Linked DNA regions of Homo sapiens: region 1 is linked to region 2. Evidence: chromatin contacts called from ENCODE Hi-C or POLR2A ChIA-PET data. All regions are on one chromosome and are shown on one strand. Each heading gives the region's core, a stretch centred on a gene start or an enhancer-like site at or near the end of the contact. The rest is flanking DNA. Distances are from core to core; before and after follow the strand shown. Region 1 overlaps TTBK2 (tau tubulin kinase 2). Region 2 overlaps TTBK2 (tau tubulin kinase 2).

Evidence for each region. A loop is a pair of places that touch in the nucleus more often than their neighbours do. ChIA-PET counts read pairs that join two places held with the same protein, here RNA polymerase II (POLR2A). Pooled maps may share reads with other maps.
Region 1: a pooled map shows a loop between it and region 2 (1.9-fold over the local background). The contact joins two enhancer-like sites. A Hi-C loop is called at or near these places in 2 of 168 maps with a recorded cell type or tissue (chondrocyte and posterior vena cava), 1 of 37 single-sample maps with no recorded cell type and 4 of 50 pooled maps. POLR2A ChIA-PET finds 5 or more read pairs at or near these places in 3 of 52 experiments (HCT116, MCF 10A and T-cell).

What each region holds. Positions count from the first base shown.
Region 1 is chr15:42,889,374-42,893,842 of GRCh38, reverse strand. The region is part of intron 1 of TTBK2 (tau tubulin kinase 2); the gene reads left to right. Among named protein-coding and RNA genes, the nearest start is that of TTBK2, 29 kb to the left of the region's middle. RefSeq lists an enhancer at 3,490-4,362. Within about 2 kb of position 3,147, at least 2 of the 41 ENCODE cell types and tissues checked have a DNase peak (open chromatin) inside an H3K27ac peak, as active enhancers do.
Region 2 is chr15:42,830,945-42,835,761 of GRCh38, reverse strand. The region is part of intron 4 of TTBK2 (tau tubulin kinase 2); the gene reads left to right. Among named protein-coding and RNA genes, the nearest start is that of TTBK2, 87 kb to the left of the region's middle. Within about 2 kb of position 3,006, at least 2 of the 41 ENCODE cell types and tissues checked have a DNase peak (open chromatin) inside an H3K27ac peak, as active enhancers do.

The DNA of each region.
Region 1 (4,469 bases), core at 1,898-4,397, 58 kb before region 2:
GTTCATTATGTTTCCTAATTATATATTTATGTCTGTGGAGTCTATAGTGATAACCCCTGTTTCATTCCTAATATTGATTATTTGTGAGTTCTTTTTTCCCAGATTTCCTAAAAGGTTATAAATTGTATTGATCTTTATAAAGAGCTGGCTTTTGGTCTCATTGATTTTTTTTTTTCTATGACGTTTCTGGTTTTAATTTCATTGTTATTATTTTGTCTTTTGTTTCCTCTGCTTGTTTTGGGTTTAGTTTGTTTGTCTTTTCCCCCTAGGTGGAAGCTTATAGTTTTAATTTGAAACTTCCGTGCTTATTTTCAATTTAAAAATTATTTTAATATTATATATATATTTTAAGAGACAGCATCTCTGTCACCTAGGCTGGAGTGCAATGGAGTGATCATACCTCATTGGAGCCTCAACCTTCTGTGCTTAAATTATCCTCCCGCCTCAGCCTCTTGAGTAGCTAGGACTACAGGCACCCACCACATGCAGTTAAGTTTTTTAAAAAAATTTTTGTAGTAACAGGGTCTTGATAGGTTGCCCAGGCTGGTCTTGAACTCCTGGCCTCAAGTCCTCCTGCCTTGGCCTCCCAAAGTGTTGGGATTATAGGCCTAAGTCACTGCACCTGGCCTCATTTTTCATATAAGCTTTCAGTGCTATAGTTTTTCCTCTAACCATTGCTTTAGCTGCATATCATATGTTTTATTTTCCTTTTTGTTCAATTCAAATATTTTCTAATTTGCCTGGGGACTTTGTCTTTAACCATGGCTTATTTGGAACAGGCATTGGCAAACATTTTGGTTTTTTTTCTTTCTTTCTTTTTTTTTTTTTTTTTGAGACAGAGTCTTGCTCTGTCACCCAGGCTGGAATGCAGTGGCATGATCTTGGCTGACTGCATACTCCGCCTCCCGGGTTCCAGAGATTTCTCCTGCCTCAGCCTCCCAGGTAGCTGGGATTGCAGGCACACACCACCACACCTGGCTAATTTTTGTATTTTTAGTAGAGACAGGGTTTTACCATGTTGACCAGGCTGGTCTTGAACTCCTGACCTCAGGTGATCCGCCTGCCTCAGCTTCCCAAAGTGCTGAAATTACAGGCGTGAGCCACCGTGCCCGGCTTTTTTTTTTTTTTTTTTTTTTTTGAGACAGGGTCTTGCTCTGTCATCCAGGCTAGAGTGCAGTCTTACAATCACAGCTCACTGCAGCCTCAACTTCCTGGCTCAAGAGATCCTCCCACCTCAGCCTTCTGAGTAGCTGGGACCACAGATGAGTGCCACACACCTGGCTAATTTTTATATTTTTTGTGGAGACAGTGTCTTGCCATGTTGCTTAGGTTGGTCTTGAACCCCTGAGCTCAATCAATCCACCTGCCTCGGCCTCCCAAAATGCTGGGACTACAGGTGTGAGCCCCCGTGCCCAGCCAAACATTTTATTAAAGGTCCAAATAATAAATATGTTAGGCCTAAGTGTAATACCGTCTGTGTTGCAGTTATTTAACTCTGCTCTAGTAGTATAAAATCAGCCATACACAACATATAAATGAATGAGCATGGCTTAGTTCCAATAAAGTGTTATTTATATAAAAATCAGGCACCTTGCCCTGTTGTTATAGTTTAATTTCCAAGTGTTTGTATTCTTGTTATCTTGCCGTTATTGATTTCTAGCTTAATAACATTAAGCTAGAATATACTAGCTTGTTATCAGAGAGCATAGTATGTATGATTTCCGTTCTTTTAAATTTGCAAAATTTGTTTTGTGACCTGGGATATTATATAGTCTTTTGGTGTACGTTCCTTGTGAGTTTGAATGTGTATTCCACTTTTGTTGGGTGGAGTGTTCTGTAAATGTCAGTTCCAGTTGTTTGATGGTTGTTTTTGATTAAGTTCACTGACATCATCTGGGTGTCCTATAATTCGCTTTAATTCTGTCACTAATTGCGTCAAGTTAATGCAGACCTCACAGGTTACAGGGCTCAGTCCCACAAAGCTGCCTTCACTTCAGACTGGAGCCACAAGCCACTCAAATTTTCCCTGGTTGAGTATAAGTTTGGGCCTTCCCACAATCCCCTTGGGTTTAATAATTTGCTTAGAATGACTCACAGAGTTCATGAAAGTGCTATACTTAAAATTACCTTTTTATTATAAAGGATACAAATGAACAATCAGATGAAGAGGACTATATGATAAGTTTGTAAGGCTCCCAAGCACGGGAGCTTCTCTACTTGTGGAGCCAGGGTACACCACCCTCTTGGTACATCAGTATGTTCACCAACCAGGAAGCTCCCTGAGCCTTGTAGTTCAGAGTTTGTTTTTTTTTTTCTTTTTTATCCAGCTGAATTTAAGATTTACAGAGTTTTTAATATACAGAGTTCAGGGCTGGGCACAGTGGCTCATGCCTGTAATCCCAGCACTTTAGGAGACTGAGGTGGGAGGATCGATTGAGTCTAGGAGTTCAAGACCAGCTTGGGCAACATACCCAGACTCTGTCTCTACAAAAAAGTAAAATGAGCTGGGTGTGGTGGCACATGCATGTAGTCTAGCTACTTGGGAAGCTGAGATGGGAGTACTGCTTGAGCCCAGGAGTTTGAGGCTGCAATGAGCTATGTTTGCACCACTGCACTCCAGCCGGGGCGACAGTGAGACCCCATCTCTTAAAAAAAAAAAAAAAAAAAAAAGTCGGGCATGGTGGCTCACGCCTGTAATCCCAGCACTTTGGGAGGCCGAGGTGGGTGGATCACCTGAGGTCAGGAGTTCAAGACCAGCCTGGCCAAACATGGTAAAACCCCCCGTCTCTACCAGAAATACAAAAAAATTAGCCGGGCGTGGTGGTGCACACCTGTAATCCCAGCTACTCACAAGGCTGAGGCAGGAGAATCGCTTGAACCCTGGAGGCAGAGGTTGCAGTGAGCCAAGATTGCGCCAGTGCACTCCATCCTGGGCAAAAGGAGTGAGACTCCATCTCAAAAAACAAACAAAAAGAGCTTATTACGTAGGCATGGTTGATTAAATCATTGGCCATGTGATTGAACTCAATCACTAGTAACTCTTTTCCTGGAAGTTGGGAGGTGGAGATGAAGGTTCTAGTCATGTAGTCATATGCTTTCAGGTGACAGCCCCCATCCTGAAGCTTGGAGTCACTTCATTAGCATAACAAAGGCATTCATATCACTTAGGAAATTCCAAGCACTGCCAGGAATTTGGAAATGAATACCAATCCTCTGACACAAAAATGTAAGATAGGAAAAAATAAACTGTTCTTACTACTATACTGAATACTTCTGGCAAATGACAGAGAAGTGCAATTTGCTAGAATGGCTCTCAGAACTCAGGAAAACACTTCATTTATGCTTACTGGTTTATTATCTAATAAGGATATAAATGAGGATACAGGTGAAGAGATACATAGGGCAAAGTCTGGAAGGATCCTCAGAGCAGGAGTTTCTTTCCTCATGAAGTTAGGATACACTACCCTCACAACATATGGATATGCTTATTGTCTCATGTCCATATGAAGAGGCCACCAAACAGGTTTGTGTGAGCAACAAGGCTGTTTATTTCACCTGGGTGCAGGTAGGCTGAGTCCGAAAAGAGAGTCAGCAAGGGTTGTGGGATTATCATTAGTTCTTACAGGTTTTGGGATAGGTGGTGGAGTTAGGAGCAATGTTTTGCAGGCAGGGGGTGGATCTCACAAAGTACATTCTCAAGGGTGGGGAGAATTACAAAGAACCTTCTTAAGGGTGGGGGAGAAACAAATCACAATGGTGGAATGTCATCATCTAAGGCAATTTTCACTTCTTTTGTGGATCTTCAGTTGCTTCAGGCCATCTGGATATATACGTGCAGGTCACAGGAGATATGGTGGCATAGCTTGGGCTCAGAGGCCTGACATTCCTGTCTTCTTATATTAATAAGAAAAATACAACAAAATAGTGAAGTGTTGGAGTGGCGAAAAATTTTGGGGGTGGTATGGAGAGATAATGGGCAATGTTTCTCAGGGCTGCTTTAAGTGGGATTGGGGTGGCGTGGGAACCTAGAGTGGGAGAGATTAAGTTGAAGGAAGATATTGGGGTAAGGAGTGATATTGTGGGGTTGTTAGAAGGAGCATTTGTCGTGTAGAATGATTGGTGATGGCTTGGATGCGGTTTTGTATCAATTGAGAAACTAAACGGAAGATACAAGGTCTGAATAAAAGAAGGAGAAAAATAGATATTAAAGGACTAAGAATTGGGAGGACCCAAGACATCCACTTAGAGACTGCCCAAGGGGGTTTAGCGTAATTACTTGCTTGGTTGGCGAGTTTTTGGGAAAAGACCATTAGTCCGTTTTACCTTTCCTGAAGATTGAGGACGGTAAGGGGTATGAAGATTCCACTGAATACCAAGAGCCTGAGAAACTGCTTGGGTGATTTGACTAATAAAGGCCGGTTTGTTATTGGACTGTATAGAGGTGGGAAGGCCAAACTGAGGAATTATGT
Region 2 (4,817 bases), core at 1,757-4,256:
AGAAGACAAGAACTCTTTTTTTTCTTAAAGTAACCACAATACCTAATAATAATTCCTTAATAATAACACAAATATCAAACCAATCTTCAGTTTCAATGATCGTCCATCTCTTTAATAAATATTTTTTTTTTTACATTTGGTTTATTTGAATTGAGTTCCAAATAGGGTTCACACATTGCTTATCTCTTAAGCCTCTTTTAATCAATTGGTTCACCCTCTGTCTTTTATTTTCTTGCAATTTTCTTTTCATTGTGTTTATTGTTGTTGATAAAAATGGAGGAATTTGACATGCACACATTACCATATTCTGGATTTTGCTGGTTGTTTCCCTGTGGTTGTCTTTAATATGTATTTCTGTCCCCTGTATTTTCTATAAATTGATGATTATATAAGATTCCAGTTTTACTTTGCAAGGATACTTCAGAGGTGGGTTGTATGCTTCCTCTTGAATCACATCAGGAGGCAGTATCTGGTTGTCTGTCTTTCAGTGAGGTTAAGATTGGTCAGTGAGTTCAGCATTGTCAGTCTGATCCATCCATTTTAAAGTTACCAGTGGTTTTTCTCCTAATGGTTTTATCAACCCATTTGTAATCATCATCCATTATTTTAATGGGGGTTGCAAATACAGTGTTCTATCATTTTATTCTTCTTTTGTTTACTAGAATTCTTCTTCAAAACCACTACATTCACTATTAGGTTATCCTCAAGTATATTTTATATAGGAAAGGCAGGACTACTACTTGATTATTTTATTTATCAGTTTTTAGAATAATGAATTGGTTCCCTAATATAAACACATAATAAATATATAACTATATAATAAATCCATAAATTCATGGATTTAACATGTTTGATGTCTTTCAATTATTGCAGTTTTATTTTTTTGAGACGGAATCTCACTCTGTTGCCCAGTCTGGAGTGCAGTGGCACGATCTTGGCTCCCTGCAACCTCTACCTCCTGGGTTCTAGCGATTCTCCTGCCTCAACCTCCCAAGTAGCTAGGATTACAGGCTCATGCCACCATACCCAGCGAATTTTTTTATTTTTAGTAGAGATGGGGTTTCCCCATGTTGGCCAGGCTAATCTCAAACCCCCAAAGTGCTAGGATTACAGGTACCTGGCCTACGGTTTTTTTAATATTCAAATTGTCTCATCTTTTGCTACAGGGGCTTCTTTCATGTTGGATCTGGATTCATTTTGTTAGGACTAGGCTGCAGCAGTCTTTGATAGCATCCTTATTTTTTGGTGCCACACTGAGTACCAGACTCATTCTGTATATTTCATACTCCAGATCTGGAATCAGCCATTTCTCCGTTAAGCCTTGGCTCCTTTTAATGGGAAATGATGTTTAGAGACCAAATTCTAGATGATGTGGGTGTCTGTTGAAAGTGAGTTGGTCATTATTTTTAATTCTTTTCAAGTGGATGGATTTAAGAAATACATTTTAAAAAATGAGAAATTATGCCATGGTTCATATCGATGTTTCTAATTCAAATTTACAATGATATAATTGCTAATAACTTCTACTTACATTTTTATCTCTTTCCTTTTATACACCCCCCCCCTTTTTTTTTTTTTGAGATGGGGTCTTGCTCTGGTTGGAGCACAGTGGAGTGATCACAGCTCGCTTCCGCCTCTACCTCCTGGGGTCAAGTGATCCTCTTACCACACCTTCCTGAGTAGCTGGGACTACAAGTGTCTGCTACCATGCCCAGCTAATTTTGTTTTGTTTTGTTTTGTTTTGTTTTTTTGAGACAGAGTCTCTCTCTGTCGCCCAGGCTGCAGTGCAATGGCGTGATCTCGGCTCACTGCAACCTCCACCTCCCGGGTTTAAGTGATTCTCCTGCCTCAGCCTCCCGAGTAGCCTGGACTACAGGCACGCGCTGCCAACACGCCCAGCTAATTTTTGTATTTTTAGTAGAGACGGGGTTTTACCATGTTGGCCAGGATGGTCTCGATATCTTGATCTCGTGATCCGCCTGCCTTGGCCTCTTAAAGTGCTGGGATTGCAGATGTGAGCCACCATGCCTGGCCCTAACTTTTTAATATTTTGTAGTGATGAGGTCTCAGTATGTTGCCCAGGCTGGTCTTGAACTCCTGGGCTCAAGTGATCCTCCTGCCTTGGCTTCCCAAAGTGTTGGGATTATAGATGTGAGCCACCACACCTGGCCGACAATTTTTAATGTATATAGATGAAATTATATGGTTAGAATTTACATGAAAATAATTCAGTACATGTGGGTGGGAGGGGAGAGGATATGGATGGGGAGGTGAATAATAATGAAACAAGACTGGCCATGAATTGATAATTATTAATTCTGGGTGACCAGTAGATACATGAAGGTTCATTATATTATTTTTTCTCCTTTTGGGTATGTTTCATGTCTTCAATTTAGCAATTCACTTGCATTTTTATTGAGATCTTGTAAATTTATAGAGAAATGAACTTGCTTCTTTTATTCATTCCACATTACTATATATAGTCCTCTTCCTTTTTTTTTTTTTTTTTTTTTTACAAAATTTGGTGGCTTGTGACATTTTATTTTATTTAAAAGATTTTTATTTTAGGTTTGGGGGTACATGTGAAGGTTTGTTACATAGATAAACATGTGTCATGGGTTTTTTTTTGTATGTAATATTACATCACCCAGGTATTAAGCTCAGTACCCACTAGTTATCTTTTCTGCTCCTCTCCCTCCTTCAATCCTCCCCGTCCAGTAGACCCCAGTGTCTGATGTTTTCTTCTTTGTGTTCATAAGTTCTTGATTCTTCATTTTTTGAATGACTGCATATCAGTCAGTAAGATGACTGTACTATTATTTATGTAACTATTCACTTATTAATGTACTTACAATAGTACCCCCTTATCTGAGGAGATACTTTCTAAGGCCCCAAGTGGATGCCTAAAACCACAGATCATACTGAACCCTGGACATCTGGGTAACTGATTGGGCCACTAAGTGATTAATGGGCAGGTAACAACATGTGGATACGCTGGACTAAAGGGGTGATTCACGTCCTGGGCCTGACGGAGCAGGATGGTATGAGATTTCATCACACTACTCAGAATGGCCTGTAAAGTAAAACTTATTAACTGCTTATTTCTGGCATATTCCATTTAATATATTCGGACCACGGTTGACTGTGGGTAACTGAAACCAGCAAAGTAAAACCATGGATAAAGTAAAACCATGTATAACCATGGACTATTGTATAGGGTGTTTTCGGTTTTTCTTTGTAACAAATAATAATTCATTAGCAGTATTTAAAGTATAATTTAGTGCGTACCTGCATGTTTTTACCATGTTAATAACACTTTACCCCATACTCTTATCAGTTTTGTGTTTACCTTCTCAGATTTTGTGAGTTGATATGTTAGGCTTATATTTTAAAATATTTAAATCTTTTAAAGTATTACTAATGTCATAAATAAAATTTAATTGATTTCCTTTTGAAAGTTTTTGTGGTGAAAGCTGTTTACAAATAAAATTTCAATTTTAGGTATATTTTCGGCATCACAATTTTGATTTTTGAAGAAAAAACTATTGGAATGCTAATAAAAGTTATTAGGTACTCTCATGTGGTTATACAGTTCACTGCTGTAGACTGTCACTTATTTAACGTTCGCTACAGGTGCAGGGAACAACAAATTTCCATTAAAAATAATAACTATGGTAAATCCCAATTAATTTATATTATGAGAAAGCTGCATTTAAAAAAGAAGGTACGAAGTATGAAAGGATCCTGACTTTACTGTAACTTTTAAACTGTTACTTGAGGAGTACTTCGTATTTTATTTTGAATAATATTAATCTAAGAGTTTATTACTTTTCAAAAGTGAATCAATTGTCTTTAGATGAAGTGATGATATTAGTCACATAGTACCCCTAAAGATATATTATAAAATTGTGGGAATAGATTGGGATATTTAAATCCCCTTGCGATAGGAGAGCCAGTCTTTGGGAGGTAGTGCTGCAGGGCCATGGTCCTGCTCTCCTTTTCAGATTACTGGTTTGTTACCTAAGCAGCAAGGAACCTTGGTGGAGCAGCATCATGAAAAAGTCTGTAGAAAAGCTCTGTGAAAGAGGACTGTAAAAGAAGAGCACTTTGGGGTCAGAGTTAGATTTGGAAAACAGCTTTACATTAACAGATTAACATTATTTAACCTCTTTGAACCTCAGTTTCCTTATCTGTAAAACAGACACAGGAACAGCTTCTATTTAGGGTACTGTGAAGCTTCAGTGCAATCATGAATGGCAGACGCTGGATGTATTCATTGCTTTTATATACTTCTACAAGTAAATTGAATGTTTGTCATATAATGTTTGGTCATAATAACAATAGTTAGCATATGTTGAGTACCTGTTGTGTACCACACAGTATTCTAAAAACTTTATATGGGGCCAGGCATGGTGGCTCACACCTGTAATCCCAGCATGTCAGGAGGCTGAGATGGGAGACAAGGAGTTTGAGACCAGCCTGATCAACATAGCGAGACTCCATCTCTATTTAAAAAACAAAAAACACACAAAAAAACTTTAAATATAGGTCTTGTTTAATCCTCACAGAGCTCTGTGAGGTAGGTTTTATTAGCTTGTTTTTATGAGGAAACTGATTGAAGAAAGTTAAGTAGCTTGTATGAGAATATATGTTAGGCAGTAATGAGGAATTAGTGCCCTTTGTATGTATATGCATTCTATATACTTGATCACACACACACACACACACACACACACACATATATACATTTTTTTTTTGAGATGGAGTCTCGCTCTGTTGCCCAGGCTGTAGTGCGGTGGCGTGATCTTGGCTCACTG